Regions from separate parts of the Homo sapiens genome. Here all the other regions are linked to region 1. The links are chromatin contacts, found by Hi-C or POLR2A ChIA-PET in ENCODE. All regions are on one chromosome and are shown on one strand. Each heading gives the region's core, a stretch centred on a gene start or an enhancer-like site at or near the end of the contact. The rest is flanking DNA. Distances are from core to core; before and after follow the strand shown. Region 1 holds the start of BUB1 (BUB1 mitotic checkpoint serine/threonine kinase). Region 2 overlaps ACOXL (acyl-CoA oxidase like). Region 3 overlaps ACOXL (acyl-CoA oxidase like).

The links. A loop is a pair of places that touch in the nucleus more often than their neighbours do. ChIA-PET counts read pairs that join two places held with the same protein, here RNA polymerase II (POLR2A). Pooled maps may share reads with other maps.
Region 2: a loop to region 1 is called in a pooled map, with 4 times the contacts of the local background. The contact joins the enhancer-like site here to the promoter of BUB1 in region 1. A Hi-C loop is called at or near these places in 3 of 168 maps with a recorded cell type or tissue (B cell, CD4-positive, alpha-beta T cell and HCT116), 2 of 37 single-sample maps with no recorded cell type and 4 of 50 pooled maps. POLR2A ChIA-PET finds 5 or more read pairs at or near these places in 1 of 52 experiments (GM12878).
Region 3: a loop to region 1 is called in a map with no recorded cell type, with 18 times the contacts of the local background. The contact joins the enhancer-like site here to the promoter of BUB1 in region 1. A Hi-C loop is called at or near these places in 15 of 37 single-sample maps with no recorded cell type and 6 of 50 pooled maps.

Annotation. Positions count from the first base shown.
Region 1 is chr2:110,676,242-110,679,703 of GRCh38, reverse strand. BUB1 (BUB1 mitotic checkpoint serine/threonine kinase) reads left to right here and starts at 1,641. Exons shown (of 25, transcript NM_004336.5): 1 at 1,641-1,734. The coding sequence starts at 1,709. LOC105373554 (a long non-coding RNA gene) reads right to left here and starts at 1,492. Exons shown (of 2, transcript XR_923189.4): 1 at 1,107-1,492. RefSeq lists enhancers at 622-711, 972-1,031, 544-1,464, 1,465-2,385 and a silencer at 1,542-1,941.
Region 2 is chr2:111,099,169-111,102,630 of GRCh38, reverse strand. All of the region lies in intron 17 of ACOXL (acyl-CoA oxidase like), which reads right to left. ACOXL-AS1 (ACOXL antisense RNA 1) reads left to right here. Exons shown (of 4, transcript NR_122074.1): 3 at 555-734; 4 at 1,488-3,462. Among named protein-coding and RNA genes, the nearest start is that of ACOXL-AS1, 15 kb to the left of the region's middle. RefSeq lists an enhancer at 1,479-1,528. Within about 2 kb of position 1,715, at least 2 of the 41 ENCODE cell types and tissues checked have a DNase peak (open chromatin) inside an H3K27ac peak, as active enhancers do.
Region 3 is chr2:111,056,436-111,059,897 of GRCh38, reverse strand. The region is part of intron 16 of ACOXL (acyl-CoA oxidase like); the gene reads right to left. Among named protein-coding and RNA genes, the nearest start is that of ACOXL-AS1, 57 kb to the left of the region's middle. RefSeq lists an enhancer at 2,404-2,603. Within about 2 kb of position 1,662, at least 2 of the 41 ENCODE cell types and tissues checked have a DNase peak (open chromatin) inside an H3K27ac peak, as active enhancers do.

The DNA of each region.
Region 1 (3,462 bases), core at 392-2,891:
AAGCCGAGCTCCCCAAAAAAGAAATTCCTAGCCCTTTTAAGGGCTTACAACTTGAAGGGGGGGGTCCATGTGAAACGGTTGTGATAGATGGAGCAAGCGTGGGGAACGTGACTGGGGGCTACATGCATCGGCTAACAGAACAAAAAGTTTTACAGCGCTTTCTCATACAATGTCTGGAACTTACAGATAACACAAGTAGTTTTGGTCAGGGGTTAACATTATTATTATTATTTTAACCACCAAGGCCGGGTGGTGGCGCCAAGGTCGTCTAGCTATTTATCTTACTTCTGTTTCTTTCTAACTTTTTGCTGTCTCACTTTTCTCCTGTCTTATAAACTAGGGAAAAGGGGAGGTGGTGGAGAAGAAGCTGGGAGGGACAACAGGAGAAGTGGTGGTCTCATTCCATAGTATAAGCACATTTTTTCCAATAAGTCAACCTTAGCTTACTGTAACTTTTTCACTTTATAAACTTAGTATTTTAACTTTTCAAAAAACAAACAAACAAAAAACAAAAGAAACATCAGCCTATTACATATTTCCTCTTTAGACATCTGGACTCCTCTACAAAGAGGTGTCTATTTTTGATTTTATGGTGTCTAAGAACTTGGTCTCCCAGAGTGCCCTGTCCCCCAAAAGATGTTCAAAGCTGGCATTCTATAATCTACCCAAACTCTTCTGCTTTTGTGTTAATTACAGCTGGCTGCAGAGAGAGTCCAGTCCCGTGAGCCCCATCTTCCGCTTGAAGCTGTTTGACAGGTCCCCTGTGTGGCTCAGGGCCCAGCCTTTCAGATCAGTTCAATAAAACCCAGGGGTCTACTCCAAGGACACTAACCCATCACTTTCCAGTGCCTCGTATAATTACGCAGCCGACCCTAGAACGCCCTCCCCGCCTCCACGTCCCCTCTACATGAAGGCGCTAAGCCCAAAACTCCTCAGGTTTTTCCACAGGCCGTCGTCACTCCCTCTTTGCCACGGCGTTTGAGATTCTGGGCTAAGACTATTGGTTTCAGCATCTGGGATGTTTTCTCACAGCCGAGGACGCTGAATAGAAAACTGCCAGAAAGCGGGAGGGGTCCCCGGCAGCAGGTCCCGTTTTTTCTCCCCACCTGCCTCCCGGGTGCTGCGGCTTCCGCCACGACAGTCTCGACCCTGCACACGGATTTTTTTCCTCCGTTCCATGAACCAAACATAATGATTCTGGTTTACATATTTAAGCGAAGGGGAGAAGAAACGCGACTCTCAGGACCCAAGGGCTGAGGCAGGGTTTTTCTGTCTCAAAGACCTCCAGTTAAGACATTTTTCTCCTGCAAAGCCTTTCCTACAATGATGGCTTAATCGTGTAATTATGTAAACCAGTCACAACCTGGATAGCTAAAACAAAAAAACCAATTCCCTACGCCCGAGCCAAGCCTGCTCCCCCTCGCCGTGCCGCATCCCAAACACCCCGCGCTCGCTCAGCCAACGGCCAGGTTTCGGTTCAACCGAAAACCACGGGAAGTGGGAGGAGCTACTGGCTCAAGGGAGGGAGGTGGGACTTGACCTCCGAGCAACGGCCCCGGTGATTGGCCAACCTTCTGCCGCCGCCACCAATGGGCAGGCGCCCTGAAACGTTCGGCGAGCCGACTGCGGCTGCGCGGGGTATTCGAATCGGCGGCGGCTTCTAGTTTGCGGTTCAGGTTTGGCCGCTGCCGGCCAGCGTCCTCTGGCCATGGACACCCCGGAAAATGTCCTTCAGTAAGTGTCCGTCTGGTGGGGTGGGGAAGCCCAGGGGGCTGGGGCGCCTGGGGTTCGGGCCCGGCCCGCCCCAGACCTGCCTTCTTTTGCCCCCTTCGCCCCCTTCCTGGGTTTGGAATGTGTCCCACCCAGCAAGGCCGTGGGCTGCTTGAGAGCCGGGGAGGGCTCCGGCACCTTGGGTTCCGCTGAGGCCCGGCGCTTGTCCGCCCATCTGCGCCGCGGTGGCCGTTTGGAGCAATCTGGATAATTCGTTAGGCCCTCAGAGCTCTCGTTTATTCTTTGTAAGGAATCCCCTCCTGACAGTTCAACCTAACAAAAATCCTGAACCTTGTGTTTAGATTTTGTGATACGTTTTCAAAGTCACGTATTTAACAATTCGACTACAGTAGGGAACGAATTTAAAGTTGCTCTCCTATCCATAATCTCACTGCTATTTTTTAAAAGTCTTTGAATACAGGGTACTTTAAGAAAAAAAAATTGAAAAAAAATAGCTTTGCTCATTATTGAGTGATGTGTGCCAACCTGCTAACATCACTCACTTTTTACTTAAAGTTCCCACGCCTTTGTTTTATGACTTAGATGATTTACCCAGACTGTTACTTAAAGGCATTTAAAACAATTAAGTCATAGGTTCAGGAAGTAAAACTGGTCCGTTTTATCAGTTCTTTGCGATCAGAAGACCGAGATTGTTAAATGCAGTCAAAACAAAAATCCATTTGCTCTAAGACTTTTTCTGTAACCTTCAACCTAGCCAGCAAATTATTTTCTTTCAGAAGTCCCCCGCCCCTTTTTTAAAGGTAAAGCAGATATTCCTGGTCCTGTTTTGACTTACTAAAGATTAATGTGCTTTAATGAACTGGATGTTTTACTATTACAGTGCATTTAGGTCATTTTACTAGAGAAATGTGGTTGGTGTTAGAATATGAAATGTTTACCTTGGGCGAGCCTACTAGACATATTTTGGAAGAAAGGTTCTGAAATAGGGATTTGTCCCTCTGCTATAAGACATGAGAGACATTCAAACTTCAGAATTATTATTTTTTTTAGTTTTAAAAATAAGCAATGCGTTTATATGACTAAAAGAAGATTTAGAACAGTATTTACCGAGAACTCCTGTACCTGACTACTGTCCCACTCTGTCACATGTAACCGTTTTTCTAGTTTCTTTTTGGAAATATAAATATTTACATTATTATAATATATTAAATGTCTGCACGTTTGTATACATTTTTTGCCTTTACCACACATAAAATATAACAGTATATATATACGCTGCTCTTTTGCCTAACAATATCCCTGGAGATCTCTACCAATACATAAAGTTCTTTCTTATTCTTTTTTTACAGCTGTGTAATACTTCATGTACCCTAATTGATCTAAGCAGTCAACACAGGTTGTTGACAATCTGTTTCAAATAGTGGCACGGTGAAAAATCTTGTACATAACATTTTGCGGATACACATGTGTATGTGTCTTCTAGATCTGCAGAAGCGGTTTGTTGGATCAAAAGCAAATCAGTCCAGTTTTGGTAGATAATTCCCTTGGCAGGAATTGAGCACATGCCCACCTACAAGCAAGATGCGACAGAGAGCCTGTTTCTTATTGCTGCACCTACACAATCTTTTCACATGTTTTTTAGTTTTGCCAATCTGATGAGTGAAGAATTGTTTCTCAGCGAAGTGAATTTCTGTTATGAGAGACTGAACATTTTTCATGTTTGTGAGCCAT
Region 2 (3,462 bases), core at 466-2,965, 420 kb before region 1:
CTTAGGTACAAGTTTCACCAGTCAGAAATTCTCACTGTGCATCCTGGACCGAGGGTATGAACCCAAAGACACTCACGGAGAAGGGCACCCAATTTCCCAGCACTTTAAGCATCTCCCCAAGGAGACCAGGACAATGCAGCTGCCAGAGAAACTCAGAGGCTGGAGCTCAGCAAAACAATTTGCCCTCTCTTGTGCTTATTAGTTACCCTTGAATGAAGAAAATAGAATGATCCCAGCTCAGTCTCCAGATACACAAAGCTGTACTGTGAGGCATAGCATGAGAGTGGACCAGGTGGCTGCCATGAGGAAACAGGGATTGCAGCAGGGTGACCTCAGGGTCCCTTTTACTGGCCAAACTGAAGAAACCAAATCCCATTTAGATTTTCTTAACCTGACTTGAATGGTCTGCATTTATAGGTTCAGCAATGTATTTTATACCACTGAGGAGCATGCAAGGTCAGGAGCAGATGGAAGGGGGAAGGGAAAAGAGAGATTTTCTCGTCTCTTAGCAGGACACTGTTTGTACTCATATTTTCCCTATTTCCCTGTTTTAGAGTCTTTTGCACTGGGAGGAGAAGGTGGAACAGGAGACACCCACATTCTAGTTGGTCCCTGCTGTCTCCAAGAGGTGGTGAACCAGGAGTCCTACAGATGTGAAGCTAGGTTAAAACCAGTTCTGGGGATGCTTTCAAATCAAAGAGGATTTAAAAATGTGACTCCCAGTTGCATTTCCGGTATGATCACTCCATTTCAATGTCATTTCAATAACATCCTCAACTCACTGACCACAGCCAGGGGCTGTCCCTTCCCACCCTGGCAGAGTAGGTCCCTGTGCTTACACCTCATGCCAGCTTCAGTCAGGATGACACAGCCAGGGGTTCTCACTGCCTTGAAGCCAAATCAGATGGGCCTTACTGGATGGGGTGGGTGGGGTGAATGGAGTGGAGGTGAGGGAAACAGTTTTTTTTTTTTTTCCCTCAAATTCATTACAGAGAAAAACAGAAGTCTATGGGTAGGAGGTGAGTGACCGAGAAACCCCATCTCTCTTCCCCACTCCAATGAATGCTTTCAATATGCTGTGCCTAAACCTTAGTTCATGTTACATTCAATTCTAGCGTCTGAATGTGTCTCTTGATCCAGGTGGTCTGGGGAATGAGAAATAGAAGGATGGGAAATCTGAGTGTTCATTAAAAAGAAACATTCAATGTGGCATGGAAAACAACCAACACCGCATTTGTAGGAAGTTCAGGGCACATGTACTGTTTCTAAGCCCGGCGGGTATGGGTGTGGGCTATCTGTTTTTCTTGAAGTTCAGATTTGAGAAGGGCTATATCCCAGCACCATCTTTCCAGCTTAGAACTCTCTCCTAATTTTTTTTTGTGTGTTCTTTAATCACAAGCCTTTGTGACACTAAGCAGTGACTGCATTTATACTTTATGCTTAGATTAAAATAGTAAACGAGTGTAATCCATCTTCTACGTTCAAAGGAGCCAAGCAGCATCCTGGCTTGGGGGCCTGGTGTCTACCACACTTCTGCGCATTCTTCCTCCAAGCCACATCTCCTGAGAATAAAGCAAGATGCCATTGGCAATGTCTACTCAGAACTACTTGAATGACTCATCAATCAACAGGCTTGAATGCTCTTCTTCCTCTATGATTCAACGGTTTGATTGACTGAACTGAAACTAAAACCCAACCCTAGTGGTCATTTTAGACTTGAGCAGATACAGTCAGAATCTCAATCACATGTCATCAGCAGGCCCTCCTTGGCCTCCTTATTGCAGCTGGGCTCCTGAGCAGCTCTCCCTCACTCAGGGAGGAAACGAATGGCTCCTTTCAGTAGGGCAGACGAAGGCTGCTGGCTGATGCAACTGCTCCTGTGTCCACTTCCCAGCAAGGGTGCAAAACAGGATTTGTGCTTGTGCTGGTGAATCTGGGCTTCACCTAGCAAATCAGGGGGACACCAAAATGAAAACAGCCCTAGAGGCATGGAGAAAGCCTCAGGTGCACTAAGGTGCCAACAGAAACGATGCATCTCAGAGTTGACAGTCATGACTCAAATAGGACGTGAAGGCAACATGTGGGTGAGAGTAGCAGCTATGGGTGTAAATATGATCAAATATGGGGGAGGTGTCCAGATTTCTTGGACATGGTTACAATCAGTATTTATTTTCTCTCTTAGTGAACGAGTTTTTGGTTTTTCAATACTGCTAATTTTACAGGCAATTCACTACGTTCCCTGGGAGGTGGAGTGGCCTTCCTCCCTGCTGTGCGTGGGTTACACAGCCTGCCTCACTTCCCTGTGGGTCCTTCATCACCTGCATGCTCACATGATTCCATTATTTGAGCTCATGGCAGGAAATAGAACCTGATTCAACATTTTGCTAAGTATTATTTTCACCACACTGAATAGGGTCCTTTTTTGATCTGCAACCCACAGCTGGGCTGTGGTTCTCTCAACACAGGTAGACTGAAAAGCTTCCTCCTGCATTGATTTCTCAGCATGGGCTGACCACATGTTCACAAGTACTTGTTCTTTTCCATACGTCCCAATGCAGGCAGGCACTGGCAGAGCAGGACAGCTGTGTCCAGGAGTTCAGGGAACAAAATAAGGCTACTGTAACTTCAGTCAACTTCAAGGCACGGTGTAAAATAAAGTAAGAGATTATCAGTCAAATAGCCATTTGCATTAAAATTCTCCACTTTAAGAAGCTGAGATCTTTGCTTTATTTTTTAAAAAGCAAAATGAAGTCAGTTTTAATGGAGATATACAATTGTTAACTGTTGGGTCATTTTGAAAGGCTTTCTTCCTTAAAATGAGTCTCAGCTGATAGCTACTCACTAATGCTGATAATTATCTGAAGCAAAATAAATACAAATGTCTGGGTTAATGAAGACTGAAACAGGATAATGCCTGGACACTAAATTTTCCAAGAACAAGGAACACAATTGTTCTCTACATACCCCTGCAAAAATGCTTAATGGCCAGGACACAGGAATCTTGTGTACTTAGAGACCTTGTTAGGATGGAGCCCCGGGGGCACCACCACTGGCCTTCGAGCCAAGGTCTCACAGAGAGGGCAGCAAGGGGGAGCAGCTCATCCTCCTCCCCAGCTAGGGAGACACTAGGACAGCAGTGGAGTGGAGTCCGAAATCTGCCATAGAAGCCCCAGCTTACTATTTGCTCACTGAGCAGCAAGTCAACCTCAGTTTCTCTGTGCCTACAGGGGAGTAACAGCTGTTCACACTAAAGGGTGCTTGTGAGGATGATATAAGAATGAATATGGACCTGCTCTGACAACACTGAAGTTCCAGACAAAAGAATAGGCATTAGTTATCTGATTTGAAGGACTGTGGGGGATTGGAATTTTAAAAATAAACCTCAACCCAACTCCTTCTCTTGTGGGGCCTCGGTTGAACAACTGGGCACTTGCACTGCCTTCTGAATATGTGGATGGATTT
Region 3 (3,462 bases), core at 413-2,912, 380 kb before region 1:
TTTCTCCTCCTCTCCTCCTTATCCTCCTCCTCATTTACCTCCTCTTCTTCTCCTCTTCTTCCTTTCTCTCTTCCTCTTCCTTCTCCTCCTCCTCCTTCTTCTACCCCTTCTTCTCTCTTTTTTTTTTTTCCTTTGTGTGCGTTAGCTTTTTCCAGGTTGCCAGCTTCTTCAGCTCTAACTCTGGAATGTATGAGGCACAAACAAAATTCAGGGAGTTCCTGCTGTGTCATTCTTTGGGTCTTGAGGTTCCTAGCTTGGTCTACTTTCTAGTTCTTACCTTTCAGAATCTTTTATGTTTGTTTTAAACGTAATGTCCAGTGTTTTTAGTTGGACTTAGCAGAAGGAATAGGGATGAGTATGTCTCCAGCATCTTCCTGGGAAAAATGTGCATTTTTGAAATATATATTGTATGGTTGGGTGTTATTTTTCATCCAATCTGAGAGCCTTCCACTTTTAATAGAAGGTTTGTCTCACTTATGTAATAAATCTTAATCCTGATATTGAATGTTATGTTTTGTGTACTTTCAAAATGTAACACATTAATCAATTATCAATAGGCTGTTATTAGCTGCCCTTTCCATCAGGCAAGGTTTTCAGGAACACACCAAGTTGCCTTGTTCCCATCCCAATTCCAGTTTTTTACTATTATTATTATTTTATAGAGACAGAGTCTTGCTGTATTGCCCAGGCTAGAGTACAGTGGTTCAATCATACCTTAATGTAACCTCAAATTTCTAGGTTCAGGTGATTCCCCAGCCTCAACCTCCTGAATAACTGGAACTACAGGCATGTACCACCTTGCCTGGCTAATTTACTTTTTAGAATTTTTTGTAGAGATCTATGTTGCCCAGGCTGGTCTTGAACTCCTGGCCTCAAGTGATCCTTCTTCCTCAGCCTCCCAAAGTGCTGGGATTATAGGCATGAGACACTGCCCTGGCTCATCCTGTCATTTTTACAGTTCTAGAAGAGATAAAGGTGGAAAGATTTTCCCAAAGATGAAAACATTCCATCAGGAGACCCAAGAAGAGGAAGTGATTGGTTGACTGGGGCCTTCATGGTGGCCATTTTTCTGACATTTCATCCAGAACTAATTCCCTCCCTCCTTTTTTTATCCTTCCCTTCCTTGCTTCTTGTGTACTGGGCATTTTCCTGGGTTCTGGGAGAGGAAGGGAGCAGATCAAACCAGTATTTTTCTTTTTCCCCATCTCAAAGTTTTTATCTATGGTGCTTTGTGGGTTTCTTTTTTTCCAATAGACTTTTGAACATTGTGAAATTAGCCAAAAAGAAAGCAGCTAAAATTTAGTAAGGGCAAGAGGAAGAGTTAAGCAGGTGCAGAGAGCAGAAATCTTCAAGTCTCTTAACGTTTCCAGTTTTTAATCAGGGTGCAAATGTGGTTGGTTGACGGCAGGGAGCTGCTTCAGTGTGACTGCTAGGCTTTGCTGCCTTCGTCAATCCATCCAGCGTGACTTCCCATATAACTTTAGTGTTTACATCCCCCTCACTGTGTGCTGAAAAGTCTGGGATCCCCCTAGACACCTGGTAATTCTGTTAATGTCTGCTAGTCTGGATCCATATCTCAGAAGCTCCCTGATGGAATTTCTCCGTGCTCTTGGCAAGTCACAAAAGAGATGTCTCCTGGGAACTTTAGCATCTTGATCTCTATTTAAATGGTGAAATGATAAGTCTTGGCCAGGCCCTGTTCTCTCCTCCCACTAACTTTAGTCTCCGAGAGCCAAATTTTGCTCTCAGTTTCCTATATATGACTTCTACCAAATCCTTCTAATTTTCTTTTGTCTCTAGTGATTTCCTCTCCTGCTGTCCTGTCTTCTAAAGCAGTCTGAAATGAAATCTGCCCCCAGAGCTGTGCACAGAGGAAATGGAGAACAGATCATTCAAGAAGGAACACCCCACCCGCAAGCCGTGCTAGACTCGCATGGGTAGGCATCCCCAAAGCGTTGCACCCTCCACGCCTGGGCGGCTCGCTGCTTTTCTGAACACCAGGATTTGTACTTCCTAGCTGGTTCTCCATTTAGATACTTATTTAGATGCTTGACAATGAAGTATCAAGGAGCAGAGCAGGTGTAATGTCCTCATATACTGCTGCCATCTGTGCGCTCATATGCTCCTCTTAGGCAGTCGGGCACATGTAGAGCTTGCTTCTGATGGCATTTGGATTGGAAAGACATTGGCCCATTTCTCCTTATAGCAGAACTTTGTGGAGGAGCTAGGCGAAGTGTAAATGCACAGACAGCAGAGCAGATCTGTTTGTGGCAAGAGAGGGAACCCCTCTGCCTTCCCCCTCCTAATCCCCTACCACCCCTCTCCCTCTCTACTCCTGGCCCCTGGCCTGGACACCATGCTTTCAGAATAATTCTAGAGCAACTATTAGCTGTTGATGGCTTCTGCTGCATTCCCTCCCAGAGACACCTAACTTTGACATTAACTACTGGAAGGCCCGTAAAGTCTTCCGAGCCAAGGAAGGAATATTGAATGCTATAATTTCAAGACAGCTATAGGTCAGCTGGGGAAATGTGCACAGCAAGAATGGAAGTTTCTGGATACCCCTCCCCTGGGAAGGCAGCTGTCTGGGGCCCCTATTTTGGCAGTCAGCTCTCAAGGCATGCATCAGTGCACCTGAAACACTCTATAAATGGAAAAGTCAGAACACAACGTGTCACATCGACACCACCAGCATGCACAGTGGAACCCACACAGTTGGTTAAATTTAAATTCCTGCAGAGACATGGGGACTTAGCTCAAATATCACCTCCTCAGGGGAGTCTTCCCTAAACCCAGGTTGAGTTGAGTGCCCAACTGAGTGCTCCACTAGCTTCCCAAATTCCTTTGCTCTCGGCACTTAGCCCACTCCAAGGTGCTGAAGTGTCTGTCTCACCTATTTGTCAAGGAGCTACCTGAGGGTGAGGGCCACATTTTATGGATATTTGTGCCCTCAGTGCCTAGCACAGTGCTGGACACATAGTAGGCACTCAAAAATGTTTCCGAAGAGGGACCATGCCAGCTGCGTCCAGAAAGCCACCAAAATGACCCTTTTGCTGACTTACTATGGAGCCTGGCATACTACCATGAAATTTTTTTTTTTTTTTTTTTTGGAGACAGAGTCTTGCTCTGTCACCCAGGCTGAAGTGCAGTGGTGCGATCTCGGCTCACTGCAACCTCCGCCTCCTGGGTTAAAGCGATTCTCCTGCCTCAGCCTCCTGAGTAGCTGGGACTACAGGCATGTGCCACCACACCCGGCTAATTTTTTGTATTTTTAGTAGAGATGGGGTTTCACCGTGTTAGCCAGGATGGTCTCTATCTCCTGACCTCATGATCCACCCACCTCAGCCTCCCAAAGTGCTGGGATTACAGGCGTGAGCCACCATGCCTGGCCTAAATATATATATATTTTTTTGAGTTAAAAAGTTAGCCCTATGCCTCAAAGATCCCTTTCCAAAACTGAAG